2 separate regions of the Mus musculus genome follow, and region 1 is linked to region 2. Evidence: chromatin contacts called from ENCODE Hi-C data. All regions are on one chromosome and are shown on one strand. The core of a region is the stretch at or near the end of the contact, and the rest is flanking DNA. Distances in the headings are between cores, read along the strand shown. Region 1 holds the start of Akap5 (A kinase (PRKA) anchor protein 5). Region 2 overlaps Tex21 (testis expressed gene 21).

Evidence for each region. Hi-C counts contacts between places; a loop is a spot of excess contacts on that map.
Region 1: a map of CH12.LX shows a loop between it and region 2 (4-fold over the local background). The contact joins the promoter of Akap5 here to the enhancer-like site in region 2. A Hi-C loop is called at or near these places in 6 of 37 maps with a recorded cell type or tissue (CH12.LX, Patski, gastrocnemius and 2 more).

What each region holds. Positions count from the first base shown.
Region 1 is chr12:76,319,691-76,326,373 of GRCm38, reverse strand. Akap5 (A kinase (PRKA) anchor protein 5) reads right to left here and starts at 1,483. Exons shown (of 2, transcript NM_001101471.1): 1 at 1,385-1,483. It overlaps Mthfd1 (methylenetetrahydrofolate dehydrogenase (NADP+ dependent), methenyltetrahydrofolate cyclohydrolase, formyltetrahydrofolate synthase), which reads right to left. Exons shown (of 28, transcript NM_138745.2): 28 at 6,554-6,683. It overlaps Gm40443 (a long non-coding RNA gene), which reads left to right and starts at 3,210. Exons shown (of 3, transcript XR_001780628.2): 1 at 3,210-3,942.
Region 2 is chr12:76,193,810-76,199,977 of GRCm38, reverse strand. It overlaps Tex21 (testis expressed gene 21), which reads left to right. Exons shown (of 10, transcript NM_019784.5): 10 at 1,027-1,291. The coding sequence ends at 1,185. Among named protein-coding and RNA genes, the nearest start is that of Esr2, 20 kb to the right of the region's middle. Within about 2 kb of position 3,777, at least 1 of the 3 ENCODE cell types and tissues checked has a DNase peak (open chromatin) inside an H3K27ac peak, as active enhancers do; it is gastrocnemius, where a contact is called at or near this core.

The DNA.
Region 1 (6,683 bases), core at 234-2,733, 130 kb before region 2:
AGTCTCAATCAAGGCCATCCACAGAGCTACATAGTAGAGTTGAAGACAGCACCAGCTACGTGAGACCCTGTCTCAGAAAAACATGTAAAACTAAACTGACACATAGCTTAGTGACAGAACATTGGCCTAACGTGCCACAAGATTCTGGGTTTGAGCCCCAGTGCCACCAAAAAAAGTAATAGTCCACAGAATGGCAAGGCTTAAGGAATGAGGACCTGGAATGACTAGCTAACAACAGCTCCGTGCATTTTAGGTGCTGAGCCCTGAGTTAGGCGCAGGGGAGCCTTTCATGCATATTCTTCACAGAGCTTTCACTTGGGTACCAGTTCCCAATTCTCTGTAGAACTGGAACCCTGAAAAACCGTTTTAAGAGCTAAGGCTTTTCTTTTGTTTTTTTAAGGGTAAGTATTGAAAGCTTCATCTTTCTACAAAGAAACATAAAATTCTAGAATGATGGGACCAGTATAACATTTGCAGTCTCTCCTCACACACCCTAGCACTAGAACTAGAACCCAGTCTTAATGGCTTCCACGTCTTCTTTCCCTGAGCCTCCAGCGCTCTAGAGATCATTCCTTCTAAGTGTGTGTATTAATAGAAGAAATATTCAAATGAGATTATATTCCGGAAAGTCTCTGAAACTAACCTAAATGGCCTAGATGGTTGCACGAGAGGTTTCTTTTAATGTACATCACTGTAGAGATCAACACCCCAACAAGTGTAGGCGAGGCAGGGAAAGGATGCAGCCTGCAGGCATTAAAACTTTGCAGAGTGTTAAGACTGCAAATGATTCACCTTTACCTTCGAGAGGACCATTATTGTCTTGGAAACCTTAAAGTCCCTGCTGTCCTTTCCTGGCAGAATCTCCTGTCCAAGACCACAGAAAACAACCACCACCCTTCTCCCCTTGAGCAACAGAGAGCAACCACTATCTGAACAGAGCAAGGAACCCTTCCCAGCACTAGACACGAACCGCGAAGCTTCCTCCTGGAGGAAGGATTCTCCAAGCTTGACGCCCCTATGGCAGGAGACAGAGCTCAGGATAAAGTGCTCAGAAAGGAAAATACCGGGGGCGTGGAATAGATAGCCCAGCTTCAAGCTATCTGCAGAACTATCATAGCCCGGAGCCGAAAATCACAGTTCCCCAGAAAACCCCTAAAGGAAAAGGGTTAGGTAGGCAGCCGGTGCCAAAGCAGCAGCTGCAACTCGTGCGAAGCGAGCGGGCGGCAGAACAGCCCAGGGTCACCCACCTGGAGCCGTCTGAGGATCGGCGACCTTGCAGTCGTGTCCCTCACAATCTGGTGACCAGGACCCGGGGTCTGCCGCCGTTACCAGGGCTCAGTGCACCAGATTCTGACCCAGAGCCTCTAGTCTTGCCTCTACTTACCCAGATCGTCGCGGTCTCTGGCCAGCTCTGCTCCCGAGGTCGAGGAGCACGGGCCCAAACAACGGAGAGCCCCGGAGACCGCGGAGCGCGCAGCCCTCTGCAGAGGGACCGCAGCCGCGCGCCCCCTCCCCAGCGCGGAGAGAGACAGCTGGTCGCGCCAATGCGCGTGGAGCAGTGGGGCGGGGCTAGGGCCGGGGGCGGGGTGAACTCAGCCAGCCACCTGCCAGCCGACTGCCCAGCGGCCTGGGAGAGACCTCCGTGCTCCCGCCCCGGACGCATCACCGCTGCATAAAGACATCAGGACCAGGGTGGAGGGACCACTAAAGCAAAGCAGGAGGACTGCAAGAGGGTAGAAACCCCTCATTTCCTGAGACGCACATCCGTAAAAACCTTGTTTGAATTTATAAGGCTCCCACCGTGAATCCCCCCTGGAACATTAAAGACAAGGTAGAAAGCATATCTACAGATAAAGATTGATGGGAAAGATGGCTCAGCGGTGAACAGCACGTATTTCTCTTCCAGGGGGTTTAAGATCGATCCCCATACACCCACATTAGGCGGCTCACAACCACCTGTAACCAGCCCTAGCTGGATCTTTTGCAAAAACAAAATTAAAAAGCAAGATTCATAACAGTACAGAGACAATAAGGGGCCGGGGGAGGATTTTATTTTATTTATTTTGTCGAGACAGGGTTTGTCTGTGTAGCCTTGCTTGTCCTGGGACTCACTCTGTAGACCAGGCTGGCCTTAAACTCACAGGGATCCACCTGTCTCTGCCTCCAGAGTACTGGGATTAAAGGCCTGTGCCACCATCCACTGGCAGACATTTTATTTGTGTAGCTCTGTACGACCGACCTGAAACTCATTGTGAACCAGCCTGGTATTGAACTCACTGAGATTCACCCACCTCCACCTCAGAAGCTGCACCTGGCTATGGAGAAAATTATATATATATGGTGAGAAACAGAAATAAACTCACTAAACAGAACCTCAACCTGGTACTGGTACAGTCCTCACTCTGGAACAGGAAGGTGTCAGCTCAGGTGGGAACCAGCACAAATATGGCTCTGTGCACACAAAGGTGTGGCCTCCCCAGCTCAGGGCCTGTGGCTTTGGGATGTTTTCAAGCTGAGACCCTGTAAGTCACACACACACTCTGACAGGCTTGTTTCACCATGTCCAAACCTCAGGCTCTGTGCACACCAGGCAAATACCCTTTGCTCCAAATGGGGCTGGAATAGTGAGCACCCTCATCTCCGTCCCCACTTGAGAGGAACAAGGTAAGCAGACCCCAAGGGATGTCCTAAAGGAAACAGTAATCCAGCCGCGGTTCTGATATGAGATGTCACATGGGCCATGTTCTGTGCTCACCTGTCAGCATGGATGTGGTACTCCAGCAGGCCTCAGCCTCCTCCAGGGCTCCTCCTAGCACAGAGCTCGAAAGCCCCAGGGACGCGGAAGAACAAGACCCTGTCCCCTTTCTTAAGTGGACCATGACCTTTGAGAGGTCAATATCAGATGTCCACTTGGGGATGGTTTTTCAAGGAATATATTTTACCTTCCTCAGACTCTCTAGTCTAGATTTACTCCAACCAGACCTGATAAGGAATAAACTCTTAAGGCACAAAACAGACCGGGAGGACCCAGATTCAACTCCCAGCACCCACATGGCAGCTCATAACTGTCTCTGACTTTTTTCCATGGAATATGACTCCCTCACACATGCAGGCAAAACACCAATGTACATAAAAGAAAAATAATTTTAAAAAGAGAGTTCTTGATTTGCAGAGAATCAGAGTTCAATTCCCAGCGCACATTTCAGTTCTCTATAACTGCCTTTAACTCCAGGGGATCCTCTTCTGGCCCCTGTAAGCCCTCTGCGTGCACGCGAGTGCGCACACACACACACACACACACACACTTGCCAGTGTGCGGTTTGGACAGGGTGAAACAAGCCTGTGATCTCAGTACTTAGGAGGTAGAGACAGCAGGATGAGACTTTTCAAAGCCATCCTTGGCTACACAGGGAATCTAAGGCCAGCCTGGACTACATGAGATCCCATCTCAAAAAAAAATCCAAATGAGTTAGCTTTGTTCATCCAGCAAGCACAGATGTGTGAAATGACTTTATACCCGCAAGCCGGTTATATGTTAACCGTTTTTGGTAGTTTTGAACTTGAGACGAGCGGGAAGAAACTCTTAAGCTTTTCCAAATCCAGCAGACCTGGGAGTTGGCGGTCATTTTAGGAGAGGAAGCTCATGCAGATGATTGATGGGGTAACCTGGCTATGATGGGGTAACCTGGCTATCTTAGTAGAAACCACTTGGAGCCAGGTGTAGTAGCTCAATCCCAGGACTTGAGTAGCTAAAGCAGAAGGACCATACATCCCTAGCCAGGCTGCGCTACATCGCAAGACCCACTTGAAAAGAAGAGAAAGCATCGGACAATGAGAGATGCAGGCTGAAAGAGCAGCAGTGAAGAGCATCTTAGAAACTCAAGTGCAGCTCGCCTGCACCGGCTTTGGCCTTAGAAGAATGGGAGCTGACTATAGTCTAAGGTAAGAGGTGGATTATCTCATGCTCTAGGGGAAAATAAGACTTATATGATCAACAACTTATCTGGCATCTTTCTCTCATCCATACACAATGCACCCAGGAAAGAGAATGAGCCGGGGGGAGGGGACGCATATTACTATAAATAAGAATCTGCATTTTGGCTTTTCTTTAGGATATGGCTAGAACTTGAGGCCAGATGTTTGAACAATGTACTGCATGCACAAGAGGAAGAAACCTGTCACTCCTAAACACACTCAAGTGACAGGGCCGCTGAAGCTATTACTGTATTATTGCCTACTACTCCGTCTGAGTTATATAATTAGGAAATGAGCTATAAATACCTCTCCAATCTGATAGAGAACTATCCTCCTCACAGCTTATCTTATTAATGTCACAGATAGAGCGTGCCAGTAAAATAGCCTACGTATGTATCTGAGCTGACTACACCGTCTCTTCCATCCTGGTCCCCATCCTCAGTCGAGGCTTTTAGCTACAAACATGGTCTCGACTCCTCGTTAACAGTTCTTATGTCCTTGAGTCTTCCTCAGAATAAGCCTTCCGCAGCACCTTTCTCTGGCACACCATCTACTGAACCTGTGGCCCCCAGGTCCTTGGTGTTTTGATCTATTTGTGGGCACCAGGAAAGCTGCAGTGAGCCGAGTGCCTTGCTTCTCAGTACATACATTCCACTGTCACCCTTAAATTATGTCTATATGAATCTTCCATGCACAGCATTGGGGGTGCGACAACCAGGAGGCACAACTTCCTTATCAGGGATCCTACCAATAAGGAGAGAGGAGGGCCAGCATGGGAACCCTTGGAACTGGAGGGACGGTGCCAGCCCCAGACTGAAGGGATGATGGGACTTGGGCTGGTGACACCGACAGATCCCCAGTGCACTGACTCTTCTTGGCCGTAGTTATCTTATGCCCTTTTTTCACTGTGGAAATAGCCTCTGCAAGCTTGTACTTGTGACGCCTTTGAGCAAAGATTCCTGCCCATGAGGACTGCTCAGCAGCCACTCTGACCTCATTTCAAGCACCTTGGTTACCTCTTCCTTCTGAAGGCAGGGAATGGACCCAGCTTGGTAGGCACTGCCTTCTAGGAACTGCTGAGAGGCAGCAGAGAGCAGAGGTTTTGGAATAAGGTGACAGCAGGCACCAGCCCTGGAAACCTGAAATGCCTTTCTGTAACATGAGGCTATAAACCTAATTGATTACAATTCACCTACACGCTGCTAGCAGGTGTCAGCTCCTGTTACGAAGCTGGCAACTTCCTTCTGAGCAGTTTCATTGGCAGGAGTTAGCTGTGTGGATGCTTGCACAGAAGTTGCAACGGCACATGAGAATTTCCCATGTGATTTATTTGTGATTGTTTTTGTGATTGTGTGTGTGTAGCTATTGATCAAACACAGGGTCTTACACAGGGCTGGAGGGATGACTCAGTAGTTAAGAGTGCTTGCTGCTCTGTTGTGTAGACTGCAGTTAGGACCCATGTCAGGTGGCTTATAGATGCCTGGAAGTTGAGCCCTCCTTTGCCATTCTCCACCATTGTTTATTTGGACCCATGGGCCTAAGTGTTAACAATGTTGAAGATGCCTGGGGAAGCAGCTCTATCCACAGCAGCAAGGTTTAGCTTTGGTACCAGTGCGGGGCAGAATCTGGAAAGAGCCAATGCAGAAAGACAGGAACAACAGAAGACACAGGATAAGAGACGCGAGGACATTCTAGAAACTTCAAACAAAAACTCACAAGACCATTCTGTATAGAGAGGTAGAGCCCAGGTTCTCAGTGGCAGTCTAGCAAACATTTGCTAAGCCAGTGGAGCAGAAACGGCCCACCCAAAGGAATGTGGCATCCTTGAGGACCTGAAATGGATTCAGCATAGAAGTCTTTTGCCAGAACGGAGAATTAAAATGTGGTACATACAGAAAATGGAATTGTATCCAGCCATGAAAGAAAATGAAATTATGAAAATGGATCATTAAATTAAGTGAGGTATCCTATGCTCAGAAGGCAAAGGTAGCTTTCTCTGCTGCATGCAGAGTCTAGCCTCTAACTGTTAAACAGGTAATCCAGGTGGGAGGAAACGGGAACAAAAGCCAGGAAGCTAGCAAGGGGCCCATGGGAGATGGGTAGTGATGAGAATGGCAAGATAGAAGGGGGCAAAGAAGGGTTGGGGGAAAACCAATCCAAACAAGTCACGCGCGCGCGCGTGCGCACACACACACACTCACACACACACACACACACACACACACACACACACACACACACACGCACACACCAGTAACAAAAACCAATAGCACTAAGGCAGTGATTCAAATGGGAATCCCAAATATGCCAAGCAGCAGGCCCTCTGTGGAGGAGCTCAGTCAGACAGGAAGGTAAGAAACAGGAAAGCAAGTCTTCCATACCCTACTTCTACCCTCACCCCCTTCAGGTCTCCCCAGTTATGTGTCTTCATAGAGACAGGTACATAAGCCAGCATCCCTGCCACCTCAGACAGATCAGAAGTGCCTCCTGCAGCTCGCTTCTTTAGCCCCCCCCAACGTCCACTGGATGGATGGCTGCCATCCTACTATTCTACCTAGGTCTATCAACGGCACAGTTTATGTTTCAACACCAAGGTAGCAAAATTATTTCATTTATTCTGGACCTTCACTATGTAAATAGACATGATTTATGTTAATTTATACATGACATGAATTAAGGCTATGAAAGGCTTTAGGGAAACTCCCACT
Region 2 (6,168 bases), core at 2,528-5,027:
GCTTGGGATATCCATATCCCCCCTCACGGGCATGGTGAAAGCTGTAGTTTTCTGTTAGCTTTGCGGCTGTTTTCTTATTTGCTGTCCTTGTTGATCTCTTTGGCCTTGAATGGATTGAGAAATATGCATTGAGGAAGGCCATTATCATTAAACAAATTAGTAGCTCAAAAGGCAGTTTGTTAACCCAGTAGCACATGCTGACAGTCCCCAGTTTGGGAGACTGAGGCTCATGAGTCCCTCCAGCCCAGGAATTATAAGGCTAAGCTGAGTAACAGAACACAAAAAGTATGGCTACAAAAACATGCTGCCAAGATGGCTCAGTGGGTAAAGATGCTTGCTTGCTATTAACCCTGCCAGCCTGTGTTCAATCCTGGGAAGACACATGGTAGAAGGAGAGAACTGACTTCTGAAAGATGCCCTCTGGGGGCTGGAGAGATGGCTCTGTGGTTAAGAGCACTGACTGGTCTTGCAGAGGTCCTGAGTTCAATTCCCAGCAACCACATGGTGGCTCACAACCATCTGTAATGGAATCTGATGCCCTCTTCTGGTGTGTCTGAAGACAGCTACATTGTACTCAAATACAATACAATACAATAAATAAATAAATAAATAAATATGATGGCCTCTGACCTCCACATGCATGTATGTATGTACAAATAAATGTAAAAGAAAGTAATTACATTATGAGCAAAATATAATAAGTAGTAATAAAATTGGGAAAAATGAGAAAAAGAGATAAAAATGCACAGGAAATTTTAAAGAATTCTTGTAAATAGAAAGGATTTTTCTACCTTGAAAATACCACATGGCGTGAAGCCAGGTTGTAATTGCAGTGCTTGGGAGACTGGGAGGAAGAAGGTGGGTTCAAGGCTAGCTTAGCTGCACAGCAGGACCCTTTACTACCTTAGACATATTGCATTAAGGAAATTTTCATAAAGCTAAATTGCAGAGTATACCAATTGCATCGTACAAGATGAGTGGGCGGCTCAGCAGTCGCATACTGATCTGTGTGGTGGTTCTTTTCAGCTTGCTGACTTCCGGGAAGCCATCATGAAGATGCTGGGATTTAACATGAAAACAGCAGACAAGGATGTCATTAATCGGCTGAAGCTTGTCGTCCAAATTTATGAAATTTCTAAAAGATCAAAGATGGCTTCTCACTGTGAGCCTGGTCAGGCCAAGTGAGCAAGATCTACCTCTATATGCGGTTAAGAAGTTATACACAGCTGTTTCCTACAGCACCCAGAAAATAGCTACATTGTGAATAAAATTGCAACATTTCAACTAAAAAATCTCTTCTCTCCTGTGCTTGGAGTTTACTCCACTTTGGGATGATCTTTCTATTATTTCTGGCTTAGTCTGTATTGTCACTTGAGATATATGACACTTATCTAATTGCTTTTACTGACTGCATTCAAGCAGGATATGCACCATAAACATATAATTAGCTGTACTATTTATAATTGTAGTCGATAGCCCGTGTCTTGAATGAGTGGTTTATTGGATAAACGACCCTCTTTGGTGCCTGGGCCCGGCCTGGCCTTTGGAGTTTGGAGCTGAGGTGGAAGAGTTGATAGAAGCCCAAAGACTGACGGCCTCCAGCCTTGTCATTCTCCCTGACTGCTGGGGGCTGGAAGCTGACGGCTTCTGGAAACTTAACACTCTCGTACTTATTCTGTGGCTGAAAACTGCTGGCTTCTTTTCTCTTCAACTCTCTGTGCTTAAAGAAGCACTGGGGAAACTTAACACTTTGTGCTTAAATAAACTCTGGGGGAATCTTAACTCTTTGTTATTATTCTGTGCCTTCCACAAGCACTAAAAAAACAAAAACAAAAACAAAAACAAAAAAACAAACAAACCAAAAAACCAAAAAACAAAACCAAAAAAAAAACCCCAAAACAAACAAACAAACAAACTTGACTCTTAATGCTTAAATAAACACCGGGAAATTACAAAAAGGATTTCTTGCTGCTGCTCCTTTCTCGGGCAAGTCAGCTAGAAGCCTCTGAGAGGCTCAGAGCTCGTTAACACTTTTTGAACCAGAAAGAAAAGAAAAGAAAAAAGAAAAAAGGAAAGGAAAGGAAAGGAAAGGAAAGGAAAGGAAAGGAAAGGAAAGGAAAGAAAAGAGAAAAGGGAAAGAAGTCACTCACACAGAGAACACACACACACACACACACACACACACACACACACTTTGGGTGAAGTGGAAAACAGCTACACCACCTTTCTTTATTGCTATCAGCCTTTTTATAGCGTTTTAGACAAAAAGTTCTCTATGTAAGAAAGAATTACTTTATAGATAAAATGTTCCATAAAAAGGGAGTTTCAGAAAGGTATGAAGAACAAGTTCAAAGCAGTGTTTCCTTCTCTAAGCTCATTCTAAGTTCCAACAACAGGTTTTACATGGGCTTGCCTTATCGTGTGCACACCTGTGGCTTCATCCTTGGAACTGAAGGTTTCCTTGAACACAAAGTTGTCCCAAGCCTATATCTTTCTTTAGTGTAATTATGAAAGCTCACTGCATATCGTCTTATGCAGCATTTACTGACTAACCTGAGAGAAAAGTCCATTGCCCCGACCCCCACCCCCGAATAAATGGCTGGGGCATCCATCTAAGGCTGCAGCAGTGTGTGGATTGTTGACTCTGTATGAGGCGACTACAGAGAGCTCCAGAGAGGCTCCGTCCTCAAGCCCCAGGCAGACAGCTACAGCCAGGGGCAGCACCCCAGCCCAGAGCTGGGACTTGGGCAGCGCCAGGGTCGGATTCACTCAGCCTAGAGATGGACAGGGGACCCTGGAGTGCAACTGCCTGTACGGTAGTTTTTTTGTTTTTTGTTTTTGTTTTGTTTTGTTTTGTTTTGTTTTGTTTTGTTTTGTTTTGTTTTGTTTTGCAGAGACAGTGAGCTGATGTGGGTATCTATGCCCAAAGGAGCCTTTCTGTGTTCGCTTCCCCACATCCTCCTTGTCTACACAGGACACAGGACAGCCAGACCAGGTCTCCTGACTGCTTGCGCTGCAGGCTGCCTGAGATCAGTACACATGCTGCCAGCTACAACCCAAACAAAAGACAGAAAGCTGGCTCCAAAGCACAGAAGCCTTAGGTCTTTCCACAGTCAGCCCTTCCTCGCGAATAAAAGAATCACAGAGGACTGCAGTGTCCCGAATCAAACAGCAGAGGGAGACAGAGGTACAAAAAGCTCTGGATCATTGCTGAACGAACAGCTTGCTTCAAGGCTGGAGCTGCTTAGAATCTTAACATTATCTCAAGATAATAAATGTGACTTGGATCTCTGAGTTCTAATGATGGGGTTGTGGGCAGCTTCAATTACTCTGACAAAACACTTTCTGTAATTACAGGATCTTGTGGTACCAGAAGCACCTGAGCTAGAAGGCACAGCCCTGAGACATTGTATTCTGCTTCTGTTCTTTGGCGGTCATCGTAGGAGTCGTTAGGTTTTACAGCCAGGGGTTTCCCAAAATTCTCCTCCTTCACTGTCCGCTGGCCTTCAACTCTAAGTGTTCCCTTCCACATGGAGGGACCCTACCCAATGTCCTTGCCTGCGGGTCAGAAAACTCAAATGGCCATCTAGGCTAAGGCCACCTTCCTGCTCAGAATTTGCTTTCGGGTTGCTACAAAACTTGAGGTCCTGAAGATCCCAACAGTGCGGCAAAGCCAGTTTTACCCGACTTGAGCCTGCGCAGGCGGACTGCTCTTGTGTCCATCGAAGACCTGGCAACAAAACGTGCCTGGATTCCAGCCAATCAGGGTGTGGGGGTGGTGTCAGGGCGCTGCCCGGGCGGGGTGTTGGGCGGGGCAGAGTTGCGTGCCTGTTGGTCTCTGTCGCAGCAGGCAGGTGATTTCCCTGTCTTGGCTCCTGGCGGCTTCGCATTTTCTCTCAGATCAGCCAGACTGGGGTCTGACTCTAAATGCTGGGAAGTTTTCCAGAACCTTGCAGTGCTGGCTACAACTCTGCATGTGCTCCGTGTGCAAGGTTCCCCTAAGCTGTACGTGTACTCAGCTCTGCAAGCTGGCTTTAAACTCACAGAGATTGTTTTCCTTCCAAGGGCTGGCATTACAGGCTGTGCCACCATGCGCAGCTTATTACTTTTAAAAAATTCTTATTTTTATTTTACGTGTATATGTGAGTGTCTATATATTTGTGAGTGTTCCGTGTTGTGTGCCTGGTGCCTGTGGAGGCCAGAAAGTGTTGAGTCCCCTGGACCTGGACTTACAAGCAGCTGGGAACTGCTATGTGGGTGCTGGGAACTGAACCCTTGTCTTCTGCAGGAGCAGCCAGTGCTCACAACCTCTGAGCCATCTAGTATGTAGCCTAGGATGGCCTGGGAATTGGCTATGTAGACCAACTGGCCTCTAACTCACAGAGATCCGTGTACCTCTACCTCACCAGCTGTGCGTGTGTTTATCTTAAGTCATTTATTTACTCTATGTGTATATGTGGGTGCCTGCGTGTATGCATTTGCATGAGGTGCATGCAATGCCAAAGGAAATCAGAAGAGAGTATTGGATCCCTTGGGACTGGAGTGATAGGTAACGTTGTGAGCTACTGTGTGGGTGCTAGGGACCAAACGTGGGCTCTCTGAAAGAGCAGTGCATTCTCTTAATGGCAGACACCATGCAGGAAGAGCTCCAGTGGGCAAGTGAGCTTCCTGGAGATGACCCACCATTTGGCATGGCTGGGATGGGTGTACCTTGTCCCATGACTGCTTCTTGCTCCTGCTGTGCCTTCTCCTGTTTGTCCTTGCTGTACTCCCCCAGGGACGAGGCCATAAGTCTCAGTGCACACCATGGTAAGTAAAGTAAGGAGTGGGTAATTCTAATATGAGTGTAACAACATAAAATGGATAATTAGCTAGAGTTAAAAAATAAGACATAAGATAGATGGCCTGTTTATTGGTAAAAACTTTGTTAATTTAATGACTTTTAGAACTATTGCTTTGAACTTACAATGAATTTGTAAAGTAGAAGATAGCTAAAACTATTGCTTTTAATGAGTTTATGGAATAAAAAAAAATAGATAAAAGTACTGCCCTGGACTTACAATGAACTCGTAGAATAAAAGATTAAAAAATGTTTAGTTAGCAGTTTTAATGGAAAAACATGTAATCAGTTTAATTCCCAGCAACCACATGGTGGCTCACAACCATCTGTAATGGGATCCAATGCCCTCTTCTGGTGTGTGTCTGAAGACAGCTACAGGGTGCTCACATAAAATAAATAAGTCTTATGTAACCAAGAATCGTGCTGTAACTTCCTCTTATGTAACAATTTTGTTTCTGAATGAGGTAATTCTTCGTGGAGAACTTTGTCTTAGAGAATATAAAAGGACTAAAGGGGAAAAAAAAAAACTTTAGAGCTTGCTTGTTAGAGCTTTGCTCTATCCAACTGTATGTATGTATGTATGTATGTATGTATGTATGTATGTATGTATGTTTGTAAAATGGTTAGAGCTTTGCTCTACCCACCCAATGTGTGAGTATGTGTCTGTCAGTCTGTCTGTCTGCTATGTGTGGAGTTGTTGAAGCTTGCTTGTTGAAGCCTCTTTTGCTTCATCCACTAACTTTGTGTGTATAAGTGTGTGAATTCTTTCTTCCTTTCTTTTTTTTTCTTGCCATCCCCCAAAGAGTTAAAAGTGTTCAGAGTTTCTGAGAATCCTGGCCTCAGATAATTAAGTTTTGCTCCCATTAGCATTACTAGTGCTGACCCCATAGATTCCTTGCTACTATCAGCAGGGGTGTGTGTGTGTGTGTGTGTGTGTGTGTGTGTGTGTGTGTTAGGGGCAGGGTCACACCCATTGTCATCAGCATATCGCTGACTCCACACTCAGCTCCTGTAGTGTCTGAGCTGGCCTTCAGCATTTTAACTTGCTGTACCATCTCTTCAGCCTCTGCTTTTACTCTTAATTCTGTGTCTATGGGATGGAATGTGCATGTGCATGCATGTGCATGCAGTGTCCTTGAAGAGGCCAGAAGGTGCTTGATCCTCAGGTACCCTGAAGTTGGAGTTACAGGCAATTTTCCAGCTGCCTGATATGGGTGGTGTGAATCCAACTTAGGTCCTCTGCAAAAACAGTCTCTGTTCTTAACCTCTAAGTCACCTCTCCATACCTTGTATTTTTATTATTTGAGACAGGGTCTTGTGTTGCCAAA